Linked DNA regions of Homo sapiens: region 1 is linked to region 2. Evidence: chromatin loops called from intact Hi-C (ENCODE). Cell type or tissue: CD14-positive monocyte. All regions are shown on one strand. Each heading gives the region's core, and the rest is flanking DNA. Links, peaks and the distances in the headings are about the cores only. Region 1 overlaps LINC01619 (long intergenic non-protein coding RNA 1619). Region 2 overlaps LINC01619 (long intergenic non-protein coding RNA 1619).

The links. Peaks named below come from ENCODE experiments on the same cell type or tissue, not always from the same donor. Only the 100,000 strongest peaks of a DNase experiment are listed, where the experiment ranks them.
Region 1: it touches region 2 in a loop (2.3-fold over the local background); 34 of 110 quality-filtered maps call a loop at or near these places.

Annotation. Positions count from the first base shown.
Region 1 is chr12:92,115,242-92,131,206 of GRCh38, forward strand. All of the region lies in intron 1 of LINC01619 (long intergenic non-protein coding RNA 1619), which reads right to left. Among named protein-coding and RNA genes, the nearest start is that of LINC01619, 20 kb to the right of the region's middle. In CD14-positive monocyte, for the core only: no CTCF peak of the experiment used is centred there; DNase peaks (open chromatin) are centred at 8,690, 9,110 and 9,590; H3K4me3 peaks cover 3,246 bases; H3K27ac peaks cover 3,892 bases.
Region 2 is chr12:92,063,115-92,079,079 of GRCh38, forward strand. All of the region lies in intron 1 of LINC01619 (long intergenic non-protein coding RNA 1619), which reads right to left. Among named protein-coding and RNA genes, the nearest start is that of LINC01619, 72 kb to the right of the region's middle. RefSeq lists enhancers at 14,571-15,770, 15,119-15,413. In CD14-positive monocyte, for the core only: no CTCF peak of the experiment used is centred there; a DNase peak (open chromatin) is centred at 8,127; H3K4me3 peaks cover 2,833 bases; H3K27ac peaks cover 4,698 bases.

The sequences.
Region 1 (15,965 bases), core at 3,696-11,695, 52 kb after region 2:
CAACCCAAATTATCCTAATGGATACACCAGCTTATTACTATATTCAAGAAACATGCCTAAAACCAAATGACAAAGGAAGTTTTAAAATAAAGGCACATGGAAAATTACACCACGTAAATATATGCAAACAGAAAGCAGAAATGTCAAAATCAAAATCAGATAAGAATTCAAGATCAATATCATTAAGCAGGAAAAAGAGGCATATTATGAAATCTAAAAATATAATTCATGAATTCTTGTAGACCAAAATCTACAGCAGTAAAATACATGAAACAAAACTGTAACAAAGACACGTATAACCTTTAAAAAAATCACAGTCATGATGGGGAATTTTATATCAGAATTTAAGTTTTTTAATTTGTCTTAATTATTGTTTTATTAAAACTTAATTCCTTTTATGGAGACGGGGTCTCACTATGTTGCCCAAGCTGGTCTTAAACTCCTGAGCTCAAGCAGTCCTCTCCTCTTGGCCTCCCAAAGTGCTAGGATTATAAGTGTGAGTCATTGCACCCAGCCTGGGAATTTTATATCACAATTTAGTAAGTCAAATAGATAAAAATAAATAAGGATATAGAGAACATAAGTAATACAATGTAAAGAAAAAGGGAAAAAATTCTACTTTTCCTCATCAAATTTCCACCCACTGCCTCTTTCTCATATGAACATGATGTTTCTCCTATCATTAAAAAAATGAAAAACTCTCCTAACTCCATCTCATTTTCAGCTACCATCTATTTCTTTTTATCTCTTTAGAGCAGAATTGTCCACACTCCCTACCCCAAATTCTTTCATTCTCACATGAACTAACTCCAAGCAGGCTTCTTCTGCCATCATTGGCAGAAACTGCTCTTGTCTCTATCACTAACGACCGTATGTTGCTACACCTGAGCACTTCTCCAGCCTTACCCTACTTGACCTATTAGCATCACTTAATACATTCATTGATCATCCCTCCTCTTGGAAACCCTTTCCCCACTTGACTTGCAGCATATACTTTGTTCAGGGATATATCCAAGATCCCTGTGACCTAAAATTTTCATAGTTTGAGAGTGGAAAGCACATCTTAAGGAACATATAAAACTATGTTTTTAAAACTAGGCTGAAAAATGTGTAATGAGTATTTATTTAGAATGACAAAAGACATCTCAAAAATTATAAATTTTAAAAAGTTGGCAAAATCACAAACATCACAAAATCAAAAGAAGCATTGCTGTTAGGCATTAATTCAGTGCCTAACATACCTTATTTAGTGCATTTTTTGACTACATCTTTGATTGTCTGTTTAACAACCATTTTGTTATATAAGTTTCTACAGAGACAAAAGGAATGTACGTCAGTCTGTCCTTTAGTATGATTGATGAAAATTTGCTATTCCTGCTGCTTGAAGTGCTAGTTCCTCAATCTTAACTAAAAAGTCAATTTCTCAGACAGAGCTTCTCTGACCCAACCTAAATTTGAAATCACCTATCAGTATTTTCTATTCTACCTCTCAGTATTCTCACTTGCTGTTCCATCTGCCTGCAATTCCCTTTCTCTAGACACCTTCACAACTCATTTTCTTACTTCCTTTAGGTCTTTACCCAAATGTCCGTAAGACCTTCCCTGACGATCTCATTTAAAATTACAACTAATCACCTCTCCCCCTACAGTATTACAACACTCCCATCTTCCTGCCTGCTTAATTTTTCTCCATAGTATTTGTCACCAGACAACATTCCATTTTCGAAGATTTATTTTTTTATTTATTGCATTACTATAAAGAAATGAAGATTAATTTTTGTTTGTTTATTGTCTATACACTTCCATGAAAATGTAAGCTCCATAAAAGAATAAGGCAAACTTAGTTGCCTGTTTTGTTTACTTCTGTATCCTCTGCACTGAGAACAGTGCTTTGAACATTGTAGGCCCTCAACAACTTGTATTGAATTAATAAATTTTTGTTTTATGCCCACCTTAATAAATTTTTAAAAGTAGAGATATTAATTAGCCTTTATCTAGTAAAACGAGGTAAGAAAATGACCAAAAAAGTTAAATACTTGAATATTGAGAACTAGTCTTCTAAAAACCTAGTTTATCTTAAGATAAAATCAAAACTGAGATTACAAATTATCTAGAAAATCTTCATATAAAGACTAATAAAATAGAATTTTTAAGTTGTATAAGAAAAAAGATAGATTTAAATGTTATTAAAAATGTTTAATTTATGAAGTATATAACTTAGGATACTTAAAAATAACCATAATAACTGAAAAAAGTTAAGTTATTAGAAGAAAATTAATAAAGGCTGAAATTAATGAAGCAGCAAACAAAAATAATAGCAATGTTAAATAAGTAAAGCTTAGATCCCTGAACTAAAAACAATGAAATAAAACTCTAGACATATTGATTTTTAGAATATGAAAAAATAGAGATGGAGAGAAAGAAAAAATAATTACAACGTTGAAATTGGAAAAAGAAATATAACTACAGATACAGAATATATTAAAATAATTATAAAATAATTTCTGAGGAAAATTAAGTGCAAATTAATATCAATACATTTGTAAGTCTAAAGGAATTGGATTATTTTTTAGAAAGTATTAATAATCAAAGTTGACCTTAGAATACAAAGAAAACATGAAGAAACCAAAGAAGAAGTTGGAGCATCATGAAAGCCATAGACCAAGAAAGGATCTAGACCCAGAAAGTTTCATTGCAGAATTCAATTTAACCTTCAAAATAGCAAATAAAAGTTCAGGGAGTATTTCCCTCTATCTCAGCTCTCACCATACAACTTAAGAGCTGAATATATTCTGAAAATTTTAACGGATCCTTTGGTTTCTGAACTCTTGCTACTCACCACCCAAACCTCAAAAAATCAAATATGACCAGATACTGTATTGTGCTACCTATCTGAACTTTTTCTTTCTGAACTCCAGCACCAATTAAATTTGAATATTAAGAAAATATTTGTAATTCCTATTTTATCCATTTTATTCAAAATACACTGGATTCCCAAAGGTGATTAAAAACTATTAAGATGATCTAGTAAGTTAACACAAGAATATCCAAACTTACTAATTTTAAAAAACACAAAAAAGAAAAATAATTTACTTACAAATATAAGTGCTAATGTTCTAAATAAAATATCAACATATTGAATACATACAGGCATGAAAAGAGTAACATAACATGGTCAAGTAGAAATGTTTCAGAAAACTATAATTATTATAGTAAATTTTTTAAAAATATATCTTTCGATGCCAGAATATAGATATATTTTAAGTAAATATGTCACCAAAAATTCCAAATAAACACTCGGAATAAAATAAAAAATATTATCACATCATTTATCTAAATAATCTTATTTCTGGTTTTATTCTGACACTTTTTTAAAGAAATCTAAATACTAGGGGTCTCCAAAAAGTTCACGGAAAATGCAGATTATGAAAAAAACCCATGCATGAATTTCAAAATTTTGTTGCACCAAAATAAACTTGTACTAACTTGTTCTAAGATGTAAGGACAACATCAGTTTGAAAAAAGCCCCTATAAGAGTAACATGAATTCTGCTAAAATTGAAGTAAGAACAAACATCAAATTTATGGTGAAGCTTGGGTAGAAGAGTGGTGAAATCACTGATGCTTTACAAAAAGCTTATGGAAACAATGCCCCAAAGAAATCAGCAGTTTACAGATGGATAATTCATTTTAAGAAGGCATGAGGCCAAGCATGATGGTGTGTGCCTGTAGTCCCACCTACTAAAGAGGCTGAGGTGGGAGGATGGGTTGACCCAGAAGTTCAAGTGCAACCTGGGCAATACTGTGAAACTCTGTCTCTAAAAAAAAAAGGAGATGAGACAATGTTGACAATGAAACCCACAGCAGCAGACTATCCACATCAATTTGCCAGACAAAATTCATCTTGTTCATGCCCTAATTGAAGAGAACTAACGATTAACAGCAGAAAAAATACCCTACACTATTGACATCTCAGTTGGTTCAGCTTACAAAATTTTGACTGAAAACTTGAAGTTGAGCAACTTTCCATTCCATGGGTGCCAAAACCTTTGCACCCAGATCAGCTACAGACAAAAGCAGAGTTTTCAATGGAAATTTTGAACACGTGGGATAAAGATTTTAAAGAATTTCTTCAAAGAATTGTAACAGGAGAGAAAACATTGCTCTACCAGTATGATCCTGAAGACAAAGCACAATCAAAGTAATGGCTACCAGGAAGTGGAAGTGGTCCAGTGAAAGTCAATGTGGAACAGTCAAAAGCAAAGGTCATGGCAACAATTTTTTTGGATGCTCAAGTCATTTTGCTTCATTTTCTGGAAGGCCAAAGAACAACAATATCTGCTTATTTTGAGAGTGTTTTGAGAAAGTTAGCCAGAGCTTTAGCAGAAAAACATCCAGGAAATCTTCACCAGAGAGTTCCTCTCCACCATGACAGAGTTCCTGCTTGTTTGTGTCATCAAACATGGGCAATTTTGTGAGTTTCAATGAGAAATCATTAGGCATCCACCTTACAGTCCTGATTTGGCTCCATTCGTTTGACTTCATTTTGCTTCCTAATCTTGAAAAATCTGTAAAGGGCACCCATTTATCTTCAGTTAACAACGTAAAAAAAGACTTCATTCACATGATTAAATTCCCAGGACCCTCAGTTCTCTATGAGTGGACTCATCATTTACAAAATTGTCTTGAGTTTGATGGAGCTTATGTTAAGAAGTAAAGTCTATGTTTTTTTTACTTTTATCTTTTAACTCCATTTTTCAAAAACACTTTGAAGTCTCCTCATATATTAAGTAACTTTTAATAAAAACAGCAACAAACATGTTATAAATGGTAAAATTTTAAAGCCAATGCCACTAAAATCAGAATCAAATCACAAATTCTTCTTACCACAATTTTTTTTTCAAAATTATTTTGGAGGATATGAATAATGCAATACGGTAAGAAAACTAAATAAACATTTTTACATAAAAAGATAAATTATGTTTATTTGTAGGTTTTAGACTGTGTGCTTAGAAAACCCAGGAGATGCAACTACAAAACTATTAAGACTAATAGGAAAACCTGGCAAAGTATCGATATGTGAGAAAAATATAGACAAACTAATCACTTTCTTTATATTAATATTATAGATTTAGAAAAAGACATATGCAATTATCTTATTTACGATAGGGATATACTGTAAAAAGTATCTAGAATATATTTAACAAGAAAAACCTACAAAAAATATGTTTTATGTAATTAAGATATGAATGAATGTAAACCTATACAGTTTTCCTAAATGAAATGACTTGGTATTATTAAAATGTTAATCCTACCAAGTAATAACATAAGTTAATACAACTACAATTAGAATTTCAAAAGCTTTTTGTTAAACATTGTCATAAAAATTAAATATGTTATAATATAAAAATTTAAGATATAATAGAAGAAAATTTTTCTGAATAAAGGAAGTCCTGAATATAAATTTTGAAAATGCCCACTAAGCCCCAGGAATAATTTAGTAGAGCTCACAATGTCATTTGCAAAGTATGAGAAATCCTGCTCTCCCACATCCTCACCAGCACAAAACAAAGAGACATAAATAATAATACCATGAACATCCATGTTCCCACTACCTTACCTTAAAATAATAAAACATAACCAATGAAGTTGAAGTTCACTGTGTACACATTTTAGATTCCATTCTCCAACCTCCTGAAATAGCCACTTTCCTGAATTTGGAGTTTATTATTCTCAACCATTGCTTTATAGTCTCATGTTATACACATATAAATGTTTAAATGTTTTCAAACTTTACATAAAGGATAAAAACTTGCATTCCTTCTTCTGCTATTTGTTTTGTTTTGTTTTGGATAACAGTATATTTATAAAATATTGATGCATTATTTAGCTCCAGCTCATTTTAGTTTTTCATCTCCCAGTACACAAATCATTCCCAACTTGTCTCTCCACATCTGAGTTCCTAGTTAATTTCTTCCATTGCCTTGTATTTTTCCACTGCCTTCTCTGTGGTTTCTTCTCATGCCTACCCTCTTTACCTCTGATTTGTTTTCAGTGTTGATTCTGGTCCTTCTAAAGCAGTTCAAAACTGTTTATATTTTCCCCTTCCATTTCTTAAGCATGCCAGCTCTCCTTTCCATTCACCATGGCTTTAATTCCTTTGAGAGGACAAAGGAAATTTAGTCTATTATTTTTATTTCCTTAAGTAATTCTCTTCTGAATATGTATTATTTGTCTTTCTTTTACACATCATTTTTTTCATTATATTTTTCTTTATGAATTTCAGGGAAGTCCCATTTTTCCTACTTCTTATTCATCTTTTATTAGACACAGTTTCATCTGGTGCTGATATTTGCCCAACAGCATTGGTGGATTACCATCATATCTGTTCAATGTTTACCTGATCCCCTTAAATTACTGTTCCTTACAACTTACGCTGGAAAGCTGGACACTTAGTGGTTGCAATATTTTTTTCAGTAATTCGGGTAACTAAGGACAGAAGAGAAGGTAGAGATAGGTGGTGAGTAGCTAAAGTTCAGGTATGGTTATGTTACCTACAGGCACTTTCCCAATTAATTTATGGATTCTCACTCCTGCCAATTCCATGAGGAAATTGTAGTCTTTCTCCTCCTCAAGGTGACAAGTTAACTCTATAGAAAGCCAGGGCAGTGTGAGGGCTCTTGGCTCAAAGACCTTTTGTTAGTAGTTATTAGAGTTCTTACTTATCTCTGTTTGGTCAGCTTTTCTCAGGAGATATTTGACTCCTAGGTACTCCTAGCCCTACCCCTCTCCCAACCCAGTTTCCTTGTAGGCTGCTCTCTTTTTGAGAGCAAGGCAAATAAAAATGTGCCTGATTAGGTCTCTCTTCCCCTGCACCTCCCTTACTTTTGGGTATGCAAGTGTACTCAGAGTAAAGATATGGCCCTCCAGTCTAATGTCTCTGAGAGTTCTTGAATAGGCCTTAAAATACTATAATTTATTTCCTAGTAACTTCATCATTTGAAACGAGGCTAGATCTATGTGAACTCTCTGTCTTTGCTGAAATGATCATTGTTTAACTGACAGATGTTCCTCTTAATATGTAGTATGAGACTGTGGCTGTTCCCTAGTTGATGAAGCATCACTATAAACATGGAATTTTCATAGACAGTAGGGGAATTGTGTGTTCTAATATGTATATGATTCATTTAGAGATCTTGTTTAAATTACAGGGGCAGGGCCTGAGAGTATGCATTCCTAATAAGCTCCCAGATTATGCCAATGCTACTGGCTGCAAACCACACATTAGTCAGGGCTCTCCAGAAAAACAGAACCAATAGAATATATATATATATATATATATATATATATAGAGAGAGAGAGAGAGAGAGAGAGAGAGAGAGAGAGAGATTACATATAGATATAATGTACACACAATCTCTCTCACTATATATAGAGACAGAGAGAGAGATTTTTTGTTGTTGTTGTTGTTGTTTTTGTTTGTTTGTTCGTTTTTTTTAGTAGAGTGGGGATTATATTTCACTATGTTGCCCAGGCTGGTTGCAAACTTCTGGCCTCTCCTGCCTTGGCCTCCCAAAGTGTGTGAGCCACTGCACCCAGCCCATATATGTATAAAGAGAATTGTTATAAAGAATTAGATCACCTAATGATGGAGGCTGAGAGAAGTCCCATGATCCAGTCCACAAGCTAGAGACCCAGAAAAGCTGGGGGTACAGTTTGAAGGCCTGAAAGGTGGAGAGGCAATGGTGTAGATTCCAGTCCGAGTGTAAAAGCATGAGAAACAGGAGCACCAAGGACAGGAGAAGATGGGTCCCAGCTCAGTCAGGCAGATCTAGAATTCAACTTTCCTCTGCCTTTTTGTTCTATTCAGGCCTCAACAGATTGGATGAGGGCCGGAAGAACAACGTGAGGTCTCCCCACACTGAGGAGGGCCATCTGCTTTACTCAGTCCACCAATTCAAATGTTAATCTCTTGCAGAAACAGCCTCACAGACACACCCAGAAATAATGTTTAACTAAATATCTGGGCATCCCATGGCCCAGTTCAGGTTGACAAAATTAACTACTATAGGTTATCTTCATGCAGCATCCAAAGGATGAAAGGGCTGAATAGCCTGGGCAAAAAATTAAAAATAATTAATAGCTAATATTTATTAAAATGTTGACTACATCCCAGCCACAGCACTAAGTGCTCTCTGTGGATTATCTCATTTAATTCTCACAATGGTCCTGTAAGGTACATTACAGTCATGCATCACTTAATGACAGGAATACATTCTGAGAAATTTATCAGTAGGAGATTTCTTGTTATGTGAACATCATAGAGTGTGCTTACACAAACCTAGATGGTATAGCCTACTACACTACACACCTAGGCTACATGGTATAGCCTAGTGTTGCAAGACTACACACCTGTACAGCAGCTTACTGTATTGAATACTGTAGGCGATTGTCACACAATGGTAAGCATGTGCATCTGAACATATAGAAATATAGAAAAGGTATAGTAAAATACAGTATTATAATCTTCTTGGACAACCGTTGTATACACAGTTCATTGTTGGCCAAAACATCATTATGCAGCACATGACTGTATTTTCATTTTATAGAGGAAGAAATTGAGGCACAGGGAGATTGGGTAACCTGAGATTAAACATTTAGCAAGTGACAGAATTGAGCAATCAAACTTCAGAACCTCAACTTGAAACATCATTTCCTGATGCAAACATGAGGACATATTGCTCTACCATACAGAAAGCAGCAGGGCAGCTGCCATGCTTGTATAACAACTATTTTTTTTTTTTTTTTTGCTTATTGAAACTGAAGGGATGTTGGGAAAGACAGACTGGGAGCTTTCTCTAAATTTTAATACAGCATCAGTGCTTCCTATAATGTCCAGGTTAGGAGAGAAGCAAATGGAGCTTTACTAAGGAAGAGAAAGTGATCAATACCAGTGAGAAAGGTGAAAAAAAAAAAAACAAACAAAAACGAAAAAAAAACCTAAGCAAATTCAGTGAGAAAAGAAAAAGCAGAACTTAGAGTCCTTACCCTTCAATTTAAGGAAGGAGAGTTATTGCCTAGCAGAATCTTGAAATAAAATTTCCTTAGAAAGCCCCAGAAAGTTTTGTGTGTATTGCAAGTCCAAAGGATAAGGAGAACTTCTATATGCTTTCTTCTTATTTCCACTGGGCAAAGTACTGCTCTATCAAGACTCAGCCTGCCATGAGGCTTTCCAATCAACTCTCAACCACCACAACAGTTAGGGCTTTTTCCTCTATGTTGCAAAGCACTTTCTGCATAACTCAGAATGCAAAATGTACTCATTCATTTGTTTATTTACATTTTTTCCTCACTAGACTGATTTTTTTTTTTTTTTTTTAGGACAAGGCCTTACTTACACACATAACTTGTACTCTAGGTAAACTGGAATACTCTATTCACTAAACAGCCTTAGCTTTACAGTCTTGACATCATTGCCTTTTCACTATTGGCATCCCTCAGCTCGTCATGAGTTCTACTAAATGCCACTTTTACTACGAAGCCTTCCCCGGCTTCCTTCCCTAAACTCATTTCACCGTACCTATATCATAACATAAAACACTGCCTTGTTATGCTTTGTAAATCTCTTTTCTGCATTAGATTATAGACTCCTATGACTAAGTCGTCATAACCTTTGAATTCTCATTAGGGCTTACTTAGCTGAATCATGCACAATGGCAGACATTCATAAAATCAGATATTGATTGCCTATTTAAAAAGAAAGGAAAGGGGTCAGGCGTGGTGGTTCACACCTATAATCTCAGCAATTTGGGAAGCCATGGCAGGAGGATTGCTTGAGTTCAGGAGTTCAAGGACAGCCTGGGCAACTGTCTCTACCAAAAATACATAAAATTAGCTGGGGCATGGTGGTGACACCTGTAGTCCCAGCTATTCAAGAGGCTGAGGCTGGAGGAATGCTTGAGCCTGGGAGGCAGAGATTGCAGTGAGTGAAAATCGTGCCACCGCACTCCAGCCTGGGAGACAGAGTGAGACTCCATCTCCAAAAGAAAAAGAAGGAAGAAATAAAAAGGGAATTAAAACAAATTTAAAAAAAAAAGGAAAAGAGGTTTAGTTACAATGAATGTTCCTGGACTGGCTAACATAGGCTCACAATAGCTTAAAATAAAGTTTAAAAACCTCACAGGCTCCTTTAAAGAGATCCTCCAGATCCTTTCATTTATAGAATCTTTCCATGTCCAGGCTTCTTTTTCTATTGAACACATCCCTCAACAAGGAGCCATTTTTTCCCATGTTCTTCAGAAAGTTACCATGTACATGTTTTGGGTATAAGAGAGAAGACACAGGAGCCACATTTACCTTCAAACTAAAATCAAAATTAAAACAACCAGATTGAAAAAAAGAAGAAATTCAAAATTCAGAAAGGAATCTTAGAGACAAAAACGTATTAAATTCAATTTTGTTTGAGAGGAAGCTCAGACTTTGCTCATTGTTGAGGTGCCATACCTAGAGACTGAGTAAATGCAGTGCTGATGATAGAGAATTACTGATTTATTCTCAAGCGCATTGTGTGGGCCAGGAGCATCTTAGAGAAGGACAGGAAAAATGTGCTTATTTGCACTCTTCCATTACAGAATAAGGAGAGATCTTTTGCAATTGCCTTCTTTTCTTTCAACTCCAAATGTAAGTGCTTTAATTTTCTACATATTCTCTATTTCTTTCTTGAGGCAACATGATTGGGAAGGGGTGCTGTGTGTCATGTAGAACCAAGAAACCCATTACAAATAAAGAGGAAAGTGTGGATTCTATTAAAAAAACAAAAACAAAGAATCATAGTAATTGTGGGCAAGACAAATTTATTTCTTCAGCCTTTGAAATAACGTCAGCAAGAACCGACTAGTGGCTGAGTAGACAAAGTAAACATAAAATTGTATTAAAAGTAAGGTTCTCGGCCGGGTGCGGTGCGTCATGCCTGTAATCCCAGCACTTTGGGAGACTGAGGCGGGCGGATCACAAGGTCAGGGGATCGAGACCATCCTGGCTAACACAGTGAAACCCCGTCTCTACTAAAAATACAAAAAAATTAGCTAGGCGTGGTGGTGGGCACCTGTAGTCTCAGCTACTCGGGAGGCTGAGGCAGGAGAATGGCATGAACCCGGGAGGCAGAGCTTGCAGTGAGCCAAGATTGCCCCACTGCACTCCAGCCTGGGCGACAGAGCGAGACTCTGTCTCAAAAAAAAAAAAAAAGTAAGGTTCTCAGTGCTCTGTTTACATCTCCTTTTTACTTACAATGGTTTATTCCATTTGTTGTCTTTGGTTTTTTTTTGTTTTTTTTTTTTTGTCATGAAGACAACACAGAAATCCAGATCTTAGGCTAGGGTCTGAGAACCCATCTTAACATCAAAATAAAACACAACAAAAACCAAGAATACTTCTAACAACTTGAAATATTTAATGGAGTACATACTCAGAAATAAAGTCTCCCTTCTGCCAGTTTGGAAAACTGGCACAGACAGGCAAAATGAATTCACAACTTGCAGCCAGTTTGTTCTTTTTTTTTTTTTATACTAGACATCAAGATTTGTTTTTTAAATAATAGAAGGATGTTTTGATTATCACTGTGGGACAAAAAGCCTTTAATTTTTTTATTTCAATCAATCAAGTTCTTCCAGCCTAGACCCATTTATTCTTCTTCATACTCAACTTCCTAAATTTATGTTAGGAAAAAGAATTTTACCTTACCTCAGGCAACAGGACTTACAATGGAGAAAACACCAAACAAAATGCCATTCGCTCCCACCCCCCAAATCATCTTGTATTTATAGCCAAAGTTTTATATCGTGTGTATTCATTTTCCATTTCCCTCACTAAGTTGTCCCTGTTGAGAAGTTCTTAGCACCTGGCCCCTAAGAAATAACTGTTTCACATTTAGCATCTTTTAACTAGTAATCACTACTCTCAGAGAAAAGCCCTGCAGCCTCCAAAGTAACCAGCTCTCTAGTTCCCTGAGATCAGAGGAAAAGGGCTTTTTTTTTTTTTTTTTTTGGAGAGGGGGTCTCGCTCTGTCACCCAGGCTGGAGTGCAATGGTGCGATCTCAGCTCACTGCAAACTCCATCTCCCGGGTTCACACCATTCTCCTGCCTCAGCCTCCCGAGTAGCTGGGACTACAGACATCTGCCACAGCACCCAACTAATTTTTTTTTTTTTTTGTATTTTTAGTAGAGATGGGGTTTCACCATGTTAGGAGGGTCTCGATCTCCTGACCTCGTGATCCGCCCGCCTCGGCCTCCCAAAGTGCTGGGATTACAGGCGTGAGCCACCACGCCCGGCTTGGAAAGGGCTTTTGAGACACACACACACACACACACACACACACACACACACACACACACGGTACAGAGAGCGCTGGGGAGAAGAGGAGGGAGGATGGAAGGAGAGGAGCAGAGGAATAGTGAGGAAAATAATACTATTTTTCCTTTCCTTAGTTGGAATAGTGAGGAAAATAATACTATTTTTCCTTAGTTAACAAAGTGGATTTAAGGCCAGACATGGTGGCTCACACCTGTAATCCCAGCACTTTGAGAGGCCAAGGCGGGTGGACCACTTGAGGCGAGGAGTTTGAGACCAGCCTGGCCAACATGGCGAAAACCCATCTCTACTAAAAATACAAAAATTAGCCAGGGGTGGCGGTGCACGCCTGTAATCCCAGCTACTTGGGAGGCTGAGGCAAGAGAATTGCTGGAATCCAGGAGGCGGAAGTTGCAGTGAGCTGAGATTATGTCACTGCCCTCCAGGTTGGGCTATTGAGCAAGATCCTGTCTCAAAAAAAAATAAAAATAAAAAAGTGGAGTTAAGAGGGCAATGAGGAGACATCTAAAAAGAAAATCAGAACCAACTTCAATACTCAAGACAGATATAAACCACAGATATAAAAGAAGCCTATGTGTAACTGACAGGGTATTGTGTGCATCCTACAACTATCACAAAGTTTCACGGCTACTCCTGGAGACGGACATACTTGCACGTGTTCAAGACCACAGTACCATGATGGTCACAGCAGCCAACACTTACTAAGGGCCTCGTCCTACATCTATTACCCCATTCAGGATTCCAAATACCCTCTGAGGTGGATATCCTTATCCAAAGCCCTTAGGGCCAGTTGTATTTCTGGAATTGAGCATTTTTTGGATTTTAGAAAGACAATATGGAGCATGTTCCTATAGCATAAATCATCTCCCATGGGAGCTGGAATTCAAATGCATTAATCTTCCTGCAGTAAAATGTGTGGATAGACATTAAAGTAGGTTGAAGACCACATTAAATAGGGTCACATTGGGGGACCTCAAGTTTTACTGCCAAAAATGTTTTTGCAACCCTAGATTTTTTAAAATCTCTTTTCAGAGTTTGAAATCTGGAGTTGAAGAATGAATATATTATGACTCCATTTTAAAGGCAAAGGAACTGGGAGTCAAAATGGATGAAGTGCTTTGCCTCTTGGCACTACTGCCAGTGTTTGAACTGGGATCCAACCAGGAAATGTTTGATTCCAGAACCTGTGCCTAGATCTCCTGGCCCTCTGGCTCTCTCTCTCGGTGTCTAAGCAAATGCAGGGTTCTTTTCCCTAGTCTTTCTGCCTATCCTGAAGACTTCATCTGTCTTCTCTGTTCTTCATTATTTTATCTTTCTCTGCAACCTTACCCACAAAAAAAGGACTGCAGAAAGAAAGAAAAAACACTGTTTTTCCTTCCCTAATAGCAGAGAGAGGCAACATCCGCTTTGGTCTACTGAGACACAAAGAGAAGGGAAGGGAAAGGAGGGGAGGAGAGAGAAGACTGCATGGAGGGAGGGGGAAGGGAGAAGGAAGGGGCGATGGGATAAAAAGGAGAGGGGAAGTTGGGAGGGTAAGGAACAAAGGACCTGAGCCTGGATCCACAAATCACCAAAGCATTAAAAAATCCTAACAATTTGGCTGGGCGTGGTGGCTCGCACCTGTAATCTTAGCACTTTGGGAGGCAGAGGTAGGTGGATCACAAGGTCAGAAGATGAAGACCATCCTGGCTAACACGGTGAAACCCCGTCTCTACTAAAAATACAAAAAATTAGCTGGGTGTGGTGGCACACGCCTGTAGTCCCAGTCACTCGGGAGGCTGAAGCAGAAGAATTGCTTGAACCCAGGAGTTGGAAGTTGCAGTGAGCTGAGATCGCGCCACTGCACTCCAGCCTGGCGATAGAGTGAGACCCTGTCTCAAAAAAAAAAATCCTAACAATTCAAGACATCGATGTTGTTTCAGTGTAAGTCTCTGTTGTCATCTCACACCTTCCCCAGAGATGGCTTCTTTAAGTGAATGTTTGCAGTAGAAAGATGAGACGAAGCTTCACATCTACATAGTAGGCAAAAAGGACAGTCCAAGGAGGCTGATAAAATGGTCACCAAACTGACCTAATCCAGCAGCTGCTGGATTGGGTCCAAGGCCAGAGGTCAGAAGAGAGGATGTGCCACCTGGGAAGGTGCAAAAACTTGAGAAAGACATTGGACTTTATCAGGCCAGAAAAATGGGGGTTGATCAATGCATCTCTGGAGGTACAGGGTGACCCTGGTTGAAATGGAGGTAACCTTTTGCATGCATACGTATAGAGCTCTCAGCACTCTTACCTTTACCCTCCCATATTCTAATGTGCTTTCCCCAGGGAAGAAAATGAGTAGCCGCAATGAGTATACCTGGAATTACATGTAACCCTGAAATGTCCATGGGACTATGTGGTTTGTGACTGTTTGTACAATGCCTATCAAATCAAGAAAAAGGCTGAGACTCATCGTTTGTGTTTTTCATTTGAAATCCTAATGGTTAAACTTGAACCTGGTGGTCAAACTAACACCCCAAAATATCAACCCCACATAAATCAGAGACCTGCAAGGGCACAGTAGATTCTGTATCTTCCGGCCTTCAAATCGGGGCAGCTTGTCTGATCATGAGTGCTCTACAGTATTACATTAACAGATGGGTATTTGATCTAGGTCTAAGGTCAAAGGTGGGATTTTAACATCACCCCTTCTTTCTGTAACCTGAGTCTCAACTTGCTATAATACTTCATCCTTTTTAAATGATGTGGCATGCGGCACTTTACCACCAATGCACAGCTGAGGCCTTGTCAATCTGCCTCCCTTGTATATTTCATGTTCCCAACATGAAGAGAGCACTCAATGCCAGTGAGAGCCCCTGCACACAGTAGGCACTCCCTAAATGTTGGTGATTTGAGAAGCTTATGAAAACTCTACCCTCTTGGTTCATAAATTTTGTAGGTGCTTTAGTTTAAATTAAAAATAAAAAAAGGCTTTGCATGTCATGAACACAAGGGCATTCTTTTCTGGTGCACTGATAGATGGTAGTAAAAGAAGTATTTTTTTTCTCTTTGTAACTTTATAAAAATCAGTGGCCAGACATCAAAATAAACCATATCTTTTAAAAAACTAACCTAGGCCAGGTGTAGTGGCTCACGCCTGCAATCCTAGCACTTTGGGAGGCTGAGGCAGGCAGATTGCTTGAGCCCATGAGTTTGAGACCAGTCTGGGCAACATGGCAAAACCCTGTCTGTACTAAAAATACAAAAACTGAGGTGGGAGGATCACCTGAGCCTAGGGAGGTCGAGACTGCAGTGAGCTGTGATTGCATTACTGCACTCGAGCCTGGGCGACAAAGTGAGACTCCATCTCAAGTAAAATAAAATAAACAGCCAACCTTGCACTGTGAGTCTTGCAAGAAGAAAAAATTTAAAAACTGAAAAAAAAAAAAACAACCAACGACATGAAAAAAAAACTATTCGGCACATTACTTTCTCTACACTAATTTAAGAAGGGCAAAGGCATATACATATGACTCACAAATGTATGCAGAAATCTTCCTTTTGCACCATTTCTTGAATTTTACTTTCTTCCTTCCAGTGCTAACTCTGCCCGTCCTACTCTCGCA
Region 2 (15,965 bases), core at 3,630-11,629:
CCATCTATCTTTTTGTTGCTCATATAAATTCCTAAGTTTGATACTAAGAAACACCTGCAGAAGGGTCTTTCAAGCACCTGCAAGTATATTAAAGAGGCAGATACAGGAACTGAGAGATAAAGGCAGTATGGTTGAGAGGAGATGGAAAACCAATCTAGAAACCAGGCAGTGGGAGGCTGTGTGGTTCCTTTTGTTAGGAAAACTTTTCAAAGGCAGAGTCCTTGAAGCTTTTGTGCATCAAAAGCATTTGAAATGCTTTCCTCGGGTGCACTTACATAGTATTGCTTCTGTGGCAAAGAAGGTATAGTCTTGTCAAAATGCTATTGATTTTTTCAGAAGGAATCTAGAGACTTCATTCACCAATGAAGCCCTGCAAACAAGCCCTAAAGCCCACTTTTTTTTCTATAAATTGGTCACCCACTCCAGAAAAGAACATGGCTAATTAACTAAAGGTTCACATTTATTCAATCTGTACTAGGTACTTTGATAGACCTTGTACATCTACCATTTCCTTAATCTTTAAAGAAAAAAAGCTTTTTAAGGTAGGAATTATAATAAAATTGACACTCAGAGAGGTTAAATATCTTGCACAAGACCACACAGTTAGAAATCGTTGGTGAGATTTGAACTGATTGTTTATTTATTCAACAAATATTTATTGAGTGACTACTATGGGCTGAGTCTGCCTGTTTCTAAAGCTAATGCTCTTTTCACTATCTAATTCTTCCTGGTAAAATAAATAACAGTATTCTCTGTCTGTTACAATGTTCTTTCAGAATGCAAAAGCAGTTTGGCCAGAACATGATATGCTCATGGCTCAGAAAAGATAATCGGGCAGATTGGCCTGGCCAGGCAAGTGTCCATATGTCTCAGCAGCACTCCACGTGTATCCATTCATCTCAAAGCTAGATTTTTAAAAAAGAATGGTCCACTATAGTCAGGAGTGCCATTCTCGGGAAAGTATGACTATCTGTGTTTGATTACTTCTAAAACTTTATAACGAGGATACACTTCAGAACATCTATTTACTAGAAAGTTGAAAAGAGGTGAAGATCAGTACACGCGACTCACTAAAAAAGGAAATTATAATTTTAGTGCCTTACTTTTATATAGGCAATAGTTCTTTCCAGTGTACTATTTACAACATAAATGATGAGATTTTAGCCCCATACCATTCTGTATGATCAGGAAGGGAATGGTTATTATGTCCATTTCTCACAAGAGGAAACTGAGGTTCAAGTTGTCAAAGTCATTGGTACTTTCCAAATGTCCAAGTTCACATCATTATTTAATGGCAGAACCAGGATTTATCTTAGGATCTTTCTGCTCTTTCCAATGTACAATCTTCATTGGTCAGAATGAGCTAGGTTGTATTAGATTGTATTGCAGTAATAAATGGCCTTCAGATCTCAGGAGCTCACTATAATAAAGATTGATTTCTTGTTCATGTTCCTTGTCTGCTGTGGGTTTGGTCTGCTTTGTGTTTACTCCAGGACTTAGCGGACAGAACAGCCTCTATCTGGATCATTGCCAGTAATGTGGCAGTGTGAAAAGTGCAATTGATGGACCTCACACTGGCTTCTAGGGCTTCTGATAGAAAGTGGCTTTCACCCTTATTTCATTGGCCAAAGCAAGTCACAGCATTGCCCACATGCAATATGGCAGGTGTGTATCATCCTTTCACAGGGAGGGGCCCCAAATAGGCATAAAATTATTTCAGTTATATCAGGGTAGTAATGTATAAAGTGGTTGTCAGCCTCCCTTCCTTGTAGCATAAAGTTATTCTTTAATAAATGCGGTACTGACTAAGAATTATTTTAGGTATAATGAGCCAAGCAGTCCACTTAAATCATGTAAAAATTAAATAATTCAATAAATTTAATATTTAAAAACCAACAATTCTCAACTATCACTGTTGAGCACTAAACCCTCTGCATTTGCGAAGAGAGCAACTTTCACTCTGGGAATAAACTTTCCGTTTCTGGCAAGAGAATTGGATAGCAACATTGAAGTTCTACTGTGAATGGGCGTCAGGGTGTCATATTTGAATGTGTAATGAGTAAACATTGGCAGAAACCCCCTTTGCCACGTGACTTCAAAACAAACACCAGTCAGTAGGGAACTACCAGCTGTGCCCAGTAGAAAAAAATGCGCTCATATATTTTTCTTCCATGAGCAAAAAAATCCCCGCCGAGATCACCTCCCCTCAGAATGTAGGGCACGAATGTGTTCTCACATGAGTTCAAGAACAAAACCCCACCTCTGGAAAGTCCTCCTGGCAAAGTCATTTAAACAAATTGCAGAGGAAGACAGAAGTAGGACATGAAACAGAGTTCAGGCATTCACAGAATCTTGCATTCCCTTAAATCAATTCTCAGCTAAAGGAAAAAAAAATACAGCAGAGTTGGGGAGTGGGAGCATTTAGCAAGAGTTTAAAGTAGCTGATTTCTAATGTTGACTACATTATAATGTCCCTTACAATCCTAAGATTCTATGACTCCATAAGTTTATGTGATGACAAAAAGTTTCTGCTTTTTCAAGTACAGAAAAAAAAAGAGAAGAGGCTATGTTTTATGTAATAATAAAATTTAACAGAGAACTGCACCCTCCCACCTCCAAAAAAAATGTCCTGGTGACTATAAAGTTGTCTTGGGCTAGGCAATCTGCATATAGAATTCTGTTCCTTAAAAATTTTTTGGCACTGAGTCAGAACTTGATTTGTAGAAATGACACCTCCCCAATACTTCTTTTAGAGCAGTGAGGGGGAGGTAGAATGAACTGAGTTAGAACTTTACCTTAGACTTTTTGTAAAGGTCACCAAAGGGAAAATCCATAAAGAGTCATTGCCCTTTAGTCACTTACACGTATGAAATGTGTTGTCCTAGGATGAAAGAGAATCATTACTGTACATCACATTTCGGATTAAATAATTGTTGTGTCTTGCTTTTTTTTCATGACTTTAAATAGAATTCAGGTTGAAATGAACCTGGATTAATAGGAGATGTTTCTAAATATGTCAGTTGTGCTTTTTTGATATGCATGGATGTCATTCTACTATTTTGTTGGCATAATTGCTAGCAAATCCCCATAACTGATATTCAAATTTTAGTATAGATGTAAGTAAAAGTGTGTCCAGTTATCAAAATATAGATATAAGTAAAATTGTGTCTTAGTTATCAAAATACCAAATTTCATTTGAGCAAAAGAAATGAGGGGAGAGAAGATGGATATATTAACTTCTCTGATAAGCAACATACTACCCTGCTGCTTTCTCTAGCTACTTACTACAGAAAGAGTGCATGGTCATGAGATGCATGGAGTCTCTAGTATCTAACTGAACACAAAGAAACTTCTCTAATGGCTAGTCATGTTAAGTGATACAAGAGATGCATCCACTGGAAAAGACTGTGGCTCACTTTGAGGATGAGTATAATGTCACAGGATCAAAATATTTGAAAGAGAGAATTTGGAAGCTAAGGTTAATTTAGAATCTATAATTGCTCAGAGTTTTCTTCCCCTCCACAACCAATTCAAGTCTCTCTTAGACTCCTGAATCAAATAGCTGGTGGAGCCCATAAGTAGTAGCAGAAGTCAGTGAAACTAAATAGAGGATCAATAATTGTATATACACACATATATATATGAATGTATGTATACACACATACATGTATGTATATGGAAGTGTATACATAGATATATATCTATACATTTTTTTTCTTTTTGAGACAGAGTGTCATTCTGTTGTCCCAGCCGAGTGCAGTGGCACAATCTCGGCTCAATGCAACCTTTGCTTCCTGGGTTCAAGCGATTCTCATGCTTCAGCCTCTCAAATAGCTGTGATTACAGTCATGTGCCACCATGTTCAGCTAATTTTTGTATTTTTAGTAGAGACGGGGTTTCACCGTGTTGGCCAGGCTGGTCTTGAACTCTTGGCCTCAAGTGATCCACCCGCCTTAGCCTCCCAGAGTGCTGGGATTACAGGTATGAGCCGCCATGCCATGCCCGGACTATATGTATGTATTGAAGATAAACACATACATATATGGAGATTATAGATACACATATGTATATCATATATATCCATACATCCATACATATGGTGTGTGTGTGTATATATATATATGTTTACTATATGCGTGCACACACACACACCCCCCATATATATATTTCCATAGGTATGGTGTGTATATCTCTATATGTATATACCAGATATATATATATAAAAATATATATGTATATACCTTACACATGTAGAGATATACATGTATCATATGTGTATCCATATATATGGTATATATTTAATCTATGTGTGTATCTATAATCTCCATATATGTATATGTTTATTCTCTATATATGTATAATATACACATGTATACATTTCCACACACATACATATATGCATATATACATATATTGATATATGTATGTGCATATACAATTATTGATCCTCTATTTAGTTTCACTGACTTCTACTACTACTTATGGGCTCCACCAGACATTTGATTCAGGAGTCTGAGAGAATTGAATCTGTTGCGGAGGGGAAGAAAGCTACGTGCAATTATAGATTCCAAATTAATCTTAGCTTCCAAATTCTCTCTTTCAAATATTTTGTTCCTGTGACACCATACTCAACACCTTCTTCTCAAACTGAACCAGACTCTTTTCCAATGAAAGTATATTCCATATCCATAATACATGGATATACATATACACACATATGGATATATCCATGTACATATATGGAAATATACATGCATATATGAATACATATATACATACATATTTATATATGTATTTGATTGATTATGGCACAACTAGCTACTCAACTGATTTTTTTAACAAACCCCAATGTTATGCCATTTACAAAAAGAAATGCCTTCTGGATTAAAGACAACTGTAAAAAATAAATACTTCAAGAAAATCTAGCATATCATATATACATATATGTACAATCTATTATGTGGAAGGAGGCTTTCTTGTCAAAATGGAGAAGATATAAAAGAAAAGAGAGACTTACTTGATCATATAAGAATTTAAAACATTTTGTTAAAAGAAAGATTCCACAACAAGGTCAGTAGACTAATGATAGGTTTGGAAATATTTGTGGCATCAGCAACAGTTGGGTTTTTTGTGTTTTTTTGTTTTGTTTTGCAAATTGACAAAAGCAAAGACAATGAATAACGGAAAAAAAGGATAAAGAATTCAAATAGGATATTTACATAGGGGCAATGACCAACAAGCAAATGAAAATATTCTCACATTAAATCATAGTCGGGGAAATGTAAATTAAAGTTACAATGATATATATATTTTTATGTCCATCAGACTGGCAAAAATTGAAATGATCAATAACCTCTATTAGTGGTAGGTATATGGAAAAATGGATGTTCATACATGCTGAGAAAAATTTAACTGTAAAAACTGTTTTGGAAAGCCATTTCGCAGCAGACATAAAAAAACTGAAGATACATGCACCATTTAACCCTGCAATCTCTCTCCTTGGCAACTCTCCCAGACCAATATTACATAGAGCATGTGTAAAAGGGCACCTAATGTCAGTGTTTATAATAGCAAGAAAAGGAGAAGGGACAGGGATCAAAGTAAATGCCAGTCAATAGGGAATGTCTGAATAGGTAACAGCTCATCCACACCATGGATTATTAGGCAGCAGTTCCAAGGAGTTAGACTCATTAGAGCTAAATTTCTACTTATAAGAGATTTCTGTACAGTTATGCTTTACATGAAAAAAGAGATGTAGAAAGTATATATTATGCAATGCTCATAAAACAAACAATAACAAAACTTCCCTTATACATGTGTGTAAGTGTAAAAAGTGTATATATGATATGAGCAAGGGGAAAAATGTAAAAGTACATATCAAGTCACAAACGAGTTACATGGCAGAGAGGGGTGTAAAGGAGGAAAGAAAGGGAAGTAGAAGCTAAGCAAAAGTTTTAATATACTTCTCTAAATAATATATAATTATATGTGTGAGATAACATATATGCATTTATGCAAAAACTATATATATGCTTGTCTATATGAGAAATTAGAAAAAGATTGAAAAGCTAGTCTAAAAGCATGCTCAAACCATGACATAAAAATTAATAAAAAATATCTAACATTTACAGAGCCCTTTCTATTGGCAGACACTGTTCTAAACAGGTACCAACTCAATCCTCACAACAACCCTACGATGGGAATATTAATATCTTTGTTTGCAACAGAGGAGAGTCCAACTTACTTCTCTACAACTTTAGAATAGAACATTTAGTTTCAATTGCAAAACTGAAATTAAGTCAATCATCTTATTTGTTTCTTCAGTAATTTTGGCTTGTTTTCTTGGATGTCTGGATTTAGAAGACAGACTCTAACAGGATATCGTAAATAAAGAATTTAACAGGATACCATAAATATATCTACTCAACTAGCCAAGGTTGGTGAAAGTCATCTAAATCAAGGGCAACTGTCTTCACAAGTAGCCTCTTCCATCCCTCATTTGTTCAACCAGGAATCATGGAACACCTTCTGCACAATTCTGGGCCCAGGGGATTTGTTGGTGGCTATGACAGCCTCTGAATATTTGATGGCTTGGAAGGCTAATAACTCATGTTGCCCTAGCACATTTTTACCTCTTATTCTGAAACTAGGTGAGAAAAATTACTGGCTTTTTTGACAAAATGATGGGGCAGAATTCTAATCCTTTCTGGGAAAGAGACAGCTTCCAAGAACATGGCAGCTCTACCTAATCCAAACTCATGCATGGAAAATAACAGTGAAAGAGCCACAAAAGCAGCCCTCGATAGCTGCCTATGACTGGCACATAGCAAATAATTTCTTCATCACTAGCATTTTAGAGAGAAGTTAGGGGTTGCTAGTTTTTCCTTCTATTTGCATATCTAATTTAAGTATTCTTTGATCTTCCACCTTTATGAAGAGATGCCAAGCACCAGATCATCAACAATAGAATGCTTGATGCTCAAACACCATGACTCCCCACTCCATTTCTCTCCATTCTCTTCCGAAATCCACTTTGTGAGAACCCCTACTAAGGTCACAGTGTTAAAACAGAGATTGTGATCCGGGTAAGGCTACAGAAAGTCACTAATGAATTTATTGAGCAAGAGATGCCACTGAGAAAACCCAGGGCACTGGTCTACCGCTCTGAGTTTGGACCCTGATGAAGTCCCGAATCTGTAAATACACAAATTAAGAAAGCACTTCGATGTCTTGCAGCTCTGAGTGTCCAAGAGCCAAGATGTTCAATTGCACATGTGTGTTTTTGCAGGCTTCTGGCTTTTCCTTCTCTCTCTTAATCTGGCTGCCTCTCACGCCACCTCTGGCAAGGTACACTCTGGGGAGGCCAGAACAAAGTTTCCATCCAGTCATTCCCTTCGGTTAATTATTAGCAGCTCTGGTAAAAGTTGTTAGTGGGGCCGTTGGAAACAACAAACTGAAAATATGTTTTTAGTTTAACCATAAAGTTCATTTGTTTGGGGATTTCAGGAATCCTGTCCTGAAAGGATTCCTGTCCTGCCCAAGATAACAGTGGGCAGAGGTGAGATGGTGAACTAAGAAATGATAGATAATCTTTTCTCTGTAACTAATTAGCTAGGTGACCCTGGTCAAAGGAGGGAAGGTAACTCACAATATGACAAGTTGGGAACTCTGTGTTCTCTCACTTAATCCTCATAAAAACATATAACCTATGTATTTTTATCTCCATTATACAAAGAGACTTAAATCCAAAACTCTCTAAACTTTGCATTAAACCGGCTTCATGCCATTTAATTTACCCAAGTTCCTGTGTTCTTACCTAAGAAAACAAGGAGTTGGAATTAGTTGCTCTCTAAAAGGTCTTTCTAACTCTATAAGACTATGAATCATTTGACCTAGCAGGAAATAAACAATATTTCTCTAATAATTTCCGCAAAGTTTTTCTCTTCTTGGCCTTTATTTCCCCGTAAATTTGGGGGGCAAGTAGATAAAATTGTATTCTTCACATAAACATGATAAAATAGCTGTTCGCTCATTAGTTGTCTAATGACAACCCCTGAGGCTATTGCTTCACTCTTGTTTATATTGCTCAGTTCCGTCAGTTTAGAAGACATTAAAAAGCAGAACTGAGTTGGCTGTTTTACGTTAGTGGTGAACTTTGTGCCTCAACTGTGTTGCAACCCCACAGTTTACTCAACTCCACCTGGCAATTCAGCTGTTTGAGATAAAGTAGATTTTCTCCTGGGGAAACCAGTAGCAATTTATCTTGTTCTTGCTCTACTGCTGGCATACAGGAGGTTGGGCATTTAATAGACAGTCATCTGCCAGTAGGAGGTAATAATTGTTTTTTAGATTAAAAACAAATGAAATATGAAGGGAGTTACTGCCATATAGGAGGAATTGGAGCCAATGCTCAAGTAGTCTTGTCTAGAGCCAATGTAAGAACTTCTGTTGGAAAACTACACTTTTATGTATATGTATGAGTTTCTGCATGTGCATGCATATGAGTGCTTTAGCGTCTTGTAGATGTGTGCATGACAGCGGGTAGGGAAACTCTGGAAAAATAGCCAGTGAAGACCCAAAGCAACTCTTATTTTCTACACTCACAAGTACTATAAGAGTTGGATCGGCCGGGCGCGGTGGCTCACGCCTGTAATCCCAGCACTTTGGGAGGCCGAGGCGGGCGGATCACGAGGTCAGGAGATCGAGACCATCCCGGCTAAAACGGTGAAACCCCGTCTCTACTAAAAATACAAAAAATTAGCCGGGCGTAGTGGCGGGCGCCTGTAGTCCCAGCTACTTGGGAGGCTGAGGCAGGAGAATGGCGTGAACCCGGGAGGCGGAGCTTGCAGTGAGCCGAGATCCCGCCACTGCACTTCAGCCTGGGCGACAGAGCGAGACTCCGTCTCAAAAAAAAAAAAAAAAAAAAAAAAAAAGAGTTGGATCAATTTCTTGTGCTTAAAATTGGGTTTTATTTTGTTTATCTTTTCCACATCCCATATGTAGCCATTTTCTAGGAAAAAATTACACTGATAGCAACAAAATAATTTTTCAAAATGTATATAAGAAACAGTGCAATGTAAGACATGTAGAAGAGAGCCAGAATATGCCTTGGTGGATTGATGAGAATGCTAAGCAACGAAAGACATTCATGCTGCAATCTATACAACTAAGCAGCCTGAAACCTCCTCCATTATTCAAGTTTGAATTCAGAAAGAAGACAATGGCCTTATTCAGCTCCAGTCAATCCTAGTGTTATGCATTGAATTATTTCCCCCTAAAAGTTGTTGACATGCTAACTCCCAATACCTGCAAATGTAACTTTACTTGAAAATAGGGTCTTTGCTAATGATCAGGTTAACATGGGGTCATTAAGGAGTGCCCTAATCCAATAGGACTGTGGACTGTGTCCTTATTAAAAGGGGGAAATTTGCACACAGAAGAAGATACACACACACAGGGAGAATGTGATGTGGATATCAATGCAGAAATTGGGGTGACGCATCTAAAGCCAAAGAATCCCGAAGATCGACAGAAAATCCCCAGGAGCTAGGAAAGAGACATGAAACAGATTCTCCCTTACAGGCTTCAGAAGGAACCAAATCTGCCAGCACCTTGCTCTTGGACTTCTAGCCACCGGAACTGTAAGTCAATACATTTCTGTTGTTTAAGCCACCCAGTTTGTAGCACAGATGCCCCTCAACTTAGGATGGGGTTATGTCACAATATTTTCAAATTATAAAGGATTTATCCAGATGTAGATACTTAATGTGTCACTTTTGCACCATCATAAAGTTGAAAAATTGCAAGTGGAACCATAATATGTTGGGAATTGTATTAATCCGTTTTCACACTGCTGATGAAGACATGCCCGAGACTAGGTAATTTATAAAGTAAAAGAAACTTAATGGACTTATAGTTCCACGTGGCTGGGGAGGCCTCACAATCATGGCGGATGGTGAAATGCACGTTTTACATGGAGGCAGCAAGACAGAATCAGAACCAAGTGAAAGGGGTTTTCCCTTATAAAACCATGAGATCTTGTGAGACTCATTCACTACCATGAGAACAATATGAGGGAAACTGCCCCCATGATTCAATTATCTCCCACCAGGTCCCTCCTACAACACGTGGGGATTATGGAAGCCACAAATCAAGATGAGATTTGGGTGGGTGGAGACACAGCCAAACTATGTCAAGAACCATATGTACTTTGTTACAGCAGCCCTAGGAAACTAATACACTTAGGTTTTCTCCCAGCCAGTTTCTACAACCACGAGTCTTTCCTTTCTCATCTTTATTGGCACAGTGTCTCTAGAGAAGAGAGAAATATTTAAGAAGAGTTGGATTTTTCCTCCACTTTCTTTTCCTTCAGTCTTGTCTTCTCTAATTTCCAAAGAGACTCTTTTTTTTTTTTTACTTTTATTTTAGGTTCAGTGGTACGTAATTGTGTATCACGGGGATTTGGTGAACAGTTTATTTCATCACCCAGGTAATAAGCATAGTACCCAATAAGCAGTTTTCTGGATCCTCACCCTTCTCCCACCCCCCCACCCTCAAGTAGGTCCCAGTGGCTGTTGCTCCATTCTTTGTGTCCAAATGTACTCAGTGTTTAGGTCCCACTTATAAGTGAGAACATGTAATATTTCGCTTTCTGTTCCTGCATTAATTCACTTAGGATAATGGCCTCCAACTCTGTCTGTGTTGCTGCAAGAGACATGATCTCACTTTTTTTTTTTTTTTTGTGAGACAGAGTCTCGCTCTGTCACCCAGGCTGGAGTGCCATGGCATGATCTCAGCTTACTGCAACCCCTGCCTCCCAGGCTCAAGCAATTCTCCTGCCTCAGTCTCCCAAGTAGCTGGGACTACAGGCACCCACCACCATGCTCAGCTAATTTTTATATTTTTTAGTAGAGATGGGGTTTCGCCATGTTGGCCAGGCTGGTCTTGAACTCCTGGCTTCAGGTGATCTGCCTGCCTCAGCCTCCCAAAATGCTGGGATTACAGGCATGAGCCACCATGCCTGGCCTTAAAATAAAAGTCCCCACTAACTCATTCTATGAGGCCAGCATTATTCTGATACCAAAACCTGACAGAGACACAACACGAAAGAGATATGTTTATAAGAAACTCCTCATATTAAAAAAAAAAGTGGCTGCCGGGTGCAGTGGCTCACGCCTGTAATCCCAGCGCTTGGGAGGTCGAGGTGGACAGATCATGAGGTCAGGAGATCACGACAATCCTGGCTAACGTGGTGAAACCCCATCTCTACTAAAAATACAAAAAAAAAAAAATAGCTGGGCGTGGTGGCAGGTGCCTGTGGTCCCAGCTACTCGGGAGGCCGAGGCAGGAGAATGGCATGAACTAGGGAGGCAGAGCTTGCAGTAAGCTGAGATTGCACCACTGCACTCCAGCCGGGATGACACAGTGAGACTCTGTCTCAAAAAAAAAAAAAAAAAAAAAAAATTAAGTGGCTAATTCTACCCAAAGGCCAAATAGAAAAGAAAAGAAAAAAAGGGCAGCTATTGAATTGATCTCGGAACTTATCTCCCCAAAACGTTTGAGCTGAGAACTCTTGGGCCTGGATGGCCCAACAGTAGTTGAAGAAGAGAACAGAAAAACAATTTGCCTCTAGAGAGTCCTTCAGTTCAGGTGTGATATCAAATAATCTAATTGGATTCAGATATTCTGCTTGCAATACATGCTTTAAGATAGCTGCAGTGTTTTTAAGCAGCTGATTGGGCCATATATTTAGATAGGTTTGGTTTTCCAGTTTTGCTACTGTTGTGTCTTCTTAGAGAATTATGGATGAATCCTGATACTTAGAATTAGGTTGGAGTTAGCTGTTGTGTAAAGGAGTAGCTGAAAGGACTGACATAGAGAAGATGCTTTCTCGTATTAATTTAGGAAGGAAGGTGGGTTCAAACAGCTGAGAGGTGAACAGATGGCAGTGCATGCCGGGAGTTCCTGGCAAAAAATCAGTCACTAGAAGGGGAGGTTGAATGGAATGCTTTTGTGTCCAGGTTGCAGGAGAAACAGGAAGCTGAGACTAGATTTGGCAGCTTCTAATACAAAATTTATTAAAGTGAATTGAATTTTATTGTAAACAAATGACAATTTATTTTTCATATCTCTGCTCAATTTCCTCAGATACTTTTCTTGTGAGAGTTGAGCCTCTTAAATCACTATTCTCAGAGAATAGAAAATTCAAATATGACAACGGGGTTTAAACTGTCCATATCATTAAGCTTTGAAAAGATGGCAGGAATCTAAGAAAAAGATCCAAATATTGAGAAGACGTATTCCTTTCTTTCCATGATAAAAATCACAGAAAAAAAAATACTGCATAGGCATAGAGTTAATAAAAGATTAGGATCTTGATCTTTCAATGAGAAAACCTGAGCTTCTGGACAGTTCTAGGAAAAGCCACTGGAAGCTGTTGTCTTTGTAATGAAGGGTTCTTCTGCCAGATAACATGTGCTGTTGAAAGGCAAGTCTTTGCTGCATGACTGGTCACTCTAAGCATGCCTCTGACAAGGACACTTTAGAGGTAGCCACTGTTTCTGAACCAAGCCAGTTTCAAATACTCTTCCTTGCTCAGCAATGGACTATACTTCTTTTTTCACTTTGAGGCCTGTCCCCAAAAGCTGTCTAATAAGCCTTATAGCAGATACCAAAGGCAATTCAAATTCACTTTGAATCATGCTTCAGGAATCAGCTGCCGCAGACAGTGGTGCAACGACACATGCAAATTTCAAATAGCTAAGATACTTTACTGAGGCTTTAAAACATCAGCTCTATTTTCAAGTCAAAGATAAATGTGTCTACTGCTTTTCTCTGGGGTCATCACGTTGCTGCACTCAAGGGGAAACTTCCACCAGGTCTGTCCACTCCATATTTTTCATCCTTCTCCCTATTCAGCAGGATGCCTGGCAGGTTACTGGAACTGTGCTGGATATCAAAGATATAATTTCTGGGGGCACAAGAAGGTCTTTTTAGTCCTTCTAGAATAACATGGAAAGAAAATTCAACAAGTTATATGATGAAGTGTGATAACTATTTTGATAGAGGAAGTAGAATGCTGTGGGAATAGAGAAAAGAATTTCTAATCTAGACAAGAAAAAAAAAAAAAACAGAGAATTCTTCCAAATGAGCAGAAGAGAGCCAGGGAAGGAAGAAAGGGGCATGTGCAATTAGTCAACAAAATCACAGCCCATAACCTAACTCTGATTGGTTCACAAATCAGCCAACTGCTTCTATTAACTTCTTCCCCCAGATATCCACTTGGTTCACTCCTTAATTTCACTTGGGTCTTTACTCAGATGTCACCTTTTTACTGAGGTCTTTCCTCACCACCCTATTTAAATTACACTACACCTCCAACACTACCAATTTCTCTCCCCAACATTCACCTAACTACATATTTTGACTGTTGTTTATTTTTTGTCTATTTTCTTTCATACAAATAGATGCTCCCTTAGAACAATTTTTTTCTGTTATTTTCACTGCTATATCTTAAGCATCTAAGACAGTATTTGCAACATAACAGGCTCTTCGTAAATACATTTGGGCAGTCCATAAATACTTGCTGCCACTAGCTGATGAAGGATCCAAAATGAATTTGTGGGACAGGGTATGCTAATGTTGATGATCTCCACCCAAATCTTCTGATAGTTACCAGTCTTGATTTCAGTAAGCAAGACTTGGCAGCAGGAAATAATAATAATGTTTAATGTTTATTGAGTGATCGTGGTATGCTAGACCCTGTTAATAATCAAATACATCACTTCACAGTTTCCTCAAAATAACTTTGGGAGGTAGGGACTATTATTATCTTCATTTTACAGATAAGGAAATGGAGACACAGAATGCTAACCAACTTGCTCAAGGCCTCACACACAGACATTTAGTCACACCTCTGATAAGTCAGGAGCCAGGATTTGAGCCCCAATAATGGATCCAGAAGACTAACAATCTCCAGAAACGGAACCCATTCTGTACTCTGACAACACCGGACACTGATGTGAAAGATTAAATCTATGCTGGTAAGAAGAACTACAAGAGCTTTGATTCAACATTTTATGCAGGCCTAGATAATTATTTGTTGTAGGGAGACTGTTCTGTGTGCTATCACATGGTTAATGGTGTCTCTCTGGTCTCTACTCACTAGATGTCTCATATCCCAAGTTGTGACAATCATAGGTGTCTTCAGACATTACCAATGTCTTCTTGGGGGAAGGAGACAGAGGAGCAAAATCACTCCCAGTTGAGAATCAGTGACTTAATGTACTACAATAAAACTCATTATTCCACAGTGTAGCACTTTTTTCAAAGCCCAGTGAAATTATGGTATCATTTCTCAAAGTTATTTACAGAAGTTCCTCAAATACTTTTATTCAGCATTTCCATGGGGACTTGTTTGCAGCTACCCCTAAAGATGAGATTGTTCTAGAAGTGGGTAGAGACTGAGAGGGGAGGTAAAATAGCAAAAATGACAAAAGAAGACATGAGGTGTTTAATCACCCTCTTTTTCTTAGGTCAGGGCTATGCTGCCTAGGGCCCTTGTGTTTCCCTAGATTTGAAACATCAACAGACTGCAGGGCCCTCTGGGCATATCACAGCTTCTGCCATGGCTCCTAGAAGCCTTTGAAGCTGACAAAAAAAGGATGGAAGCCACTCTCATCTGCACATGCTATTTTTGCATATGATGCTCCCTCTGCCTGGAACACTTCACTTCCACCTTCCCTTCATCACTTTCAGTGGTAACCCCCAGGCCTATTTCCTTGGTAAACGTTACCTTCAGAAATAATCATGTTTGTTCATTGACTTATCTGCTGAATGTCTGACTTCTTCACCACTCCCCAGTTATCGCTAGAACGGAAGCTCAATGGAGCAGTGACCCATAACTCTATTTCTAATTCCTAGAGAAAAACATGACTGATGCATAATATATGTTCAATAAATATGTGTTGAATTAATTCACTAATCCTAGACCCTACCTTATACTATTTAAGCTTTTTACATGTCTCTCTCTGAACCACAGACAAACCATTCATGAAATGATCTTTATGGGGAAGGCATGACAAGAGTCAAAAGGAAGAGTCTTAAGAGATGAGTCGCTGAACATCATACTATTGTAAGCCTGAAGGGGTGGTTTGGTTTAGGCAGCCCAGTAACCCTGGAAAAGACTTGCAGACAAACTGTTGTCTGTGTACCAAGATCTTCCTATCCTAGTGTGGGAACATTAGTCTCTATGTGACTCAGCAACTTTTTGCTCCTACTGTGCACTCCACCCTTGTTATTCCTTCTTGTGAAGATATCTTGGGACTTTGCCCAACTGACTCCGTGCTCACACTTCATTGTTTTGTCCTCTCTTCTTTCTCATTCAGGAGCTCTCTTGGGAATAGAAGATTTCATGTGGGATGAAGAGAAACACAAATGTAATAGAAAAACAAAACTGGGAAAGGAAAAAAATGTTTTTGAGTGAAACTATGAAGTGACTATAGGTTGATTCATCAGTAGAAACATATGGAAACACTTATCTCAAAATTCAGTAGTTATGAAACTTGAAACCCGCTTCAATATTTTATTCAGAGTTATGTATTTGACCTTCAGGAATTCCATGTTAAGTTTCTGCTCAAAGACCAAGGAAACATCTAATTGATTGATCAAAAGGTTCATAATTAGATCCATTTTTTTCCTGAATCCATATTGGAGAAACAAGAAATAGATGACCTAAAAAAAATCCTTGAGTGGATGTCTCACCAGCCAGGAAAATTCCAAATAAAGTTTGCTTTGTGTCCAAGGGCTGAAATGAGGTGACTGTAATAGAAGTGATAGCAGGGAGCAGGTTGCTATTCTGACCTTGGTCTGCTCAGACTGCTGTAAGCATGGCCATCATTATACAGAAGGTCCAGTCACATCACGTGGGCAGAAACTAGACATTAACTTCAAGTTTTCTTTCCAGT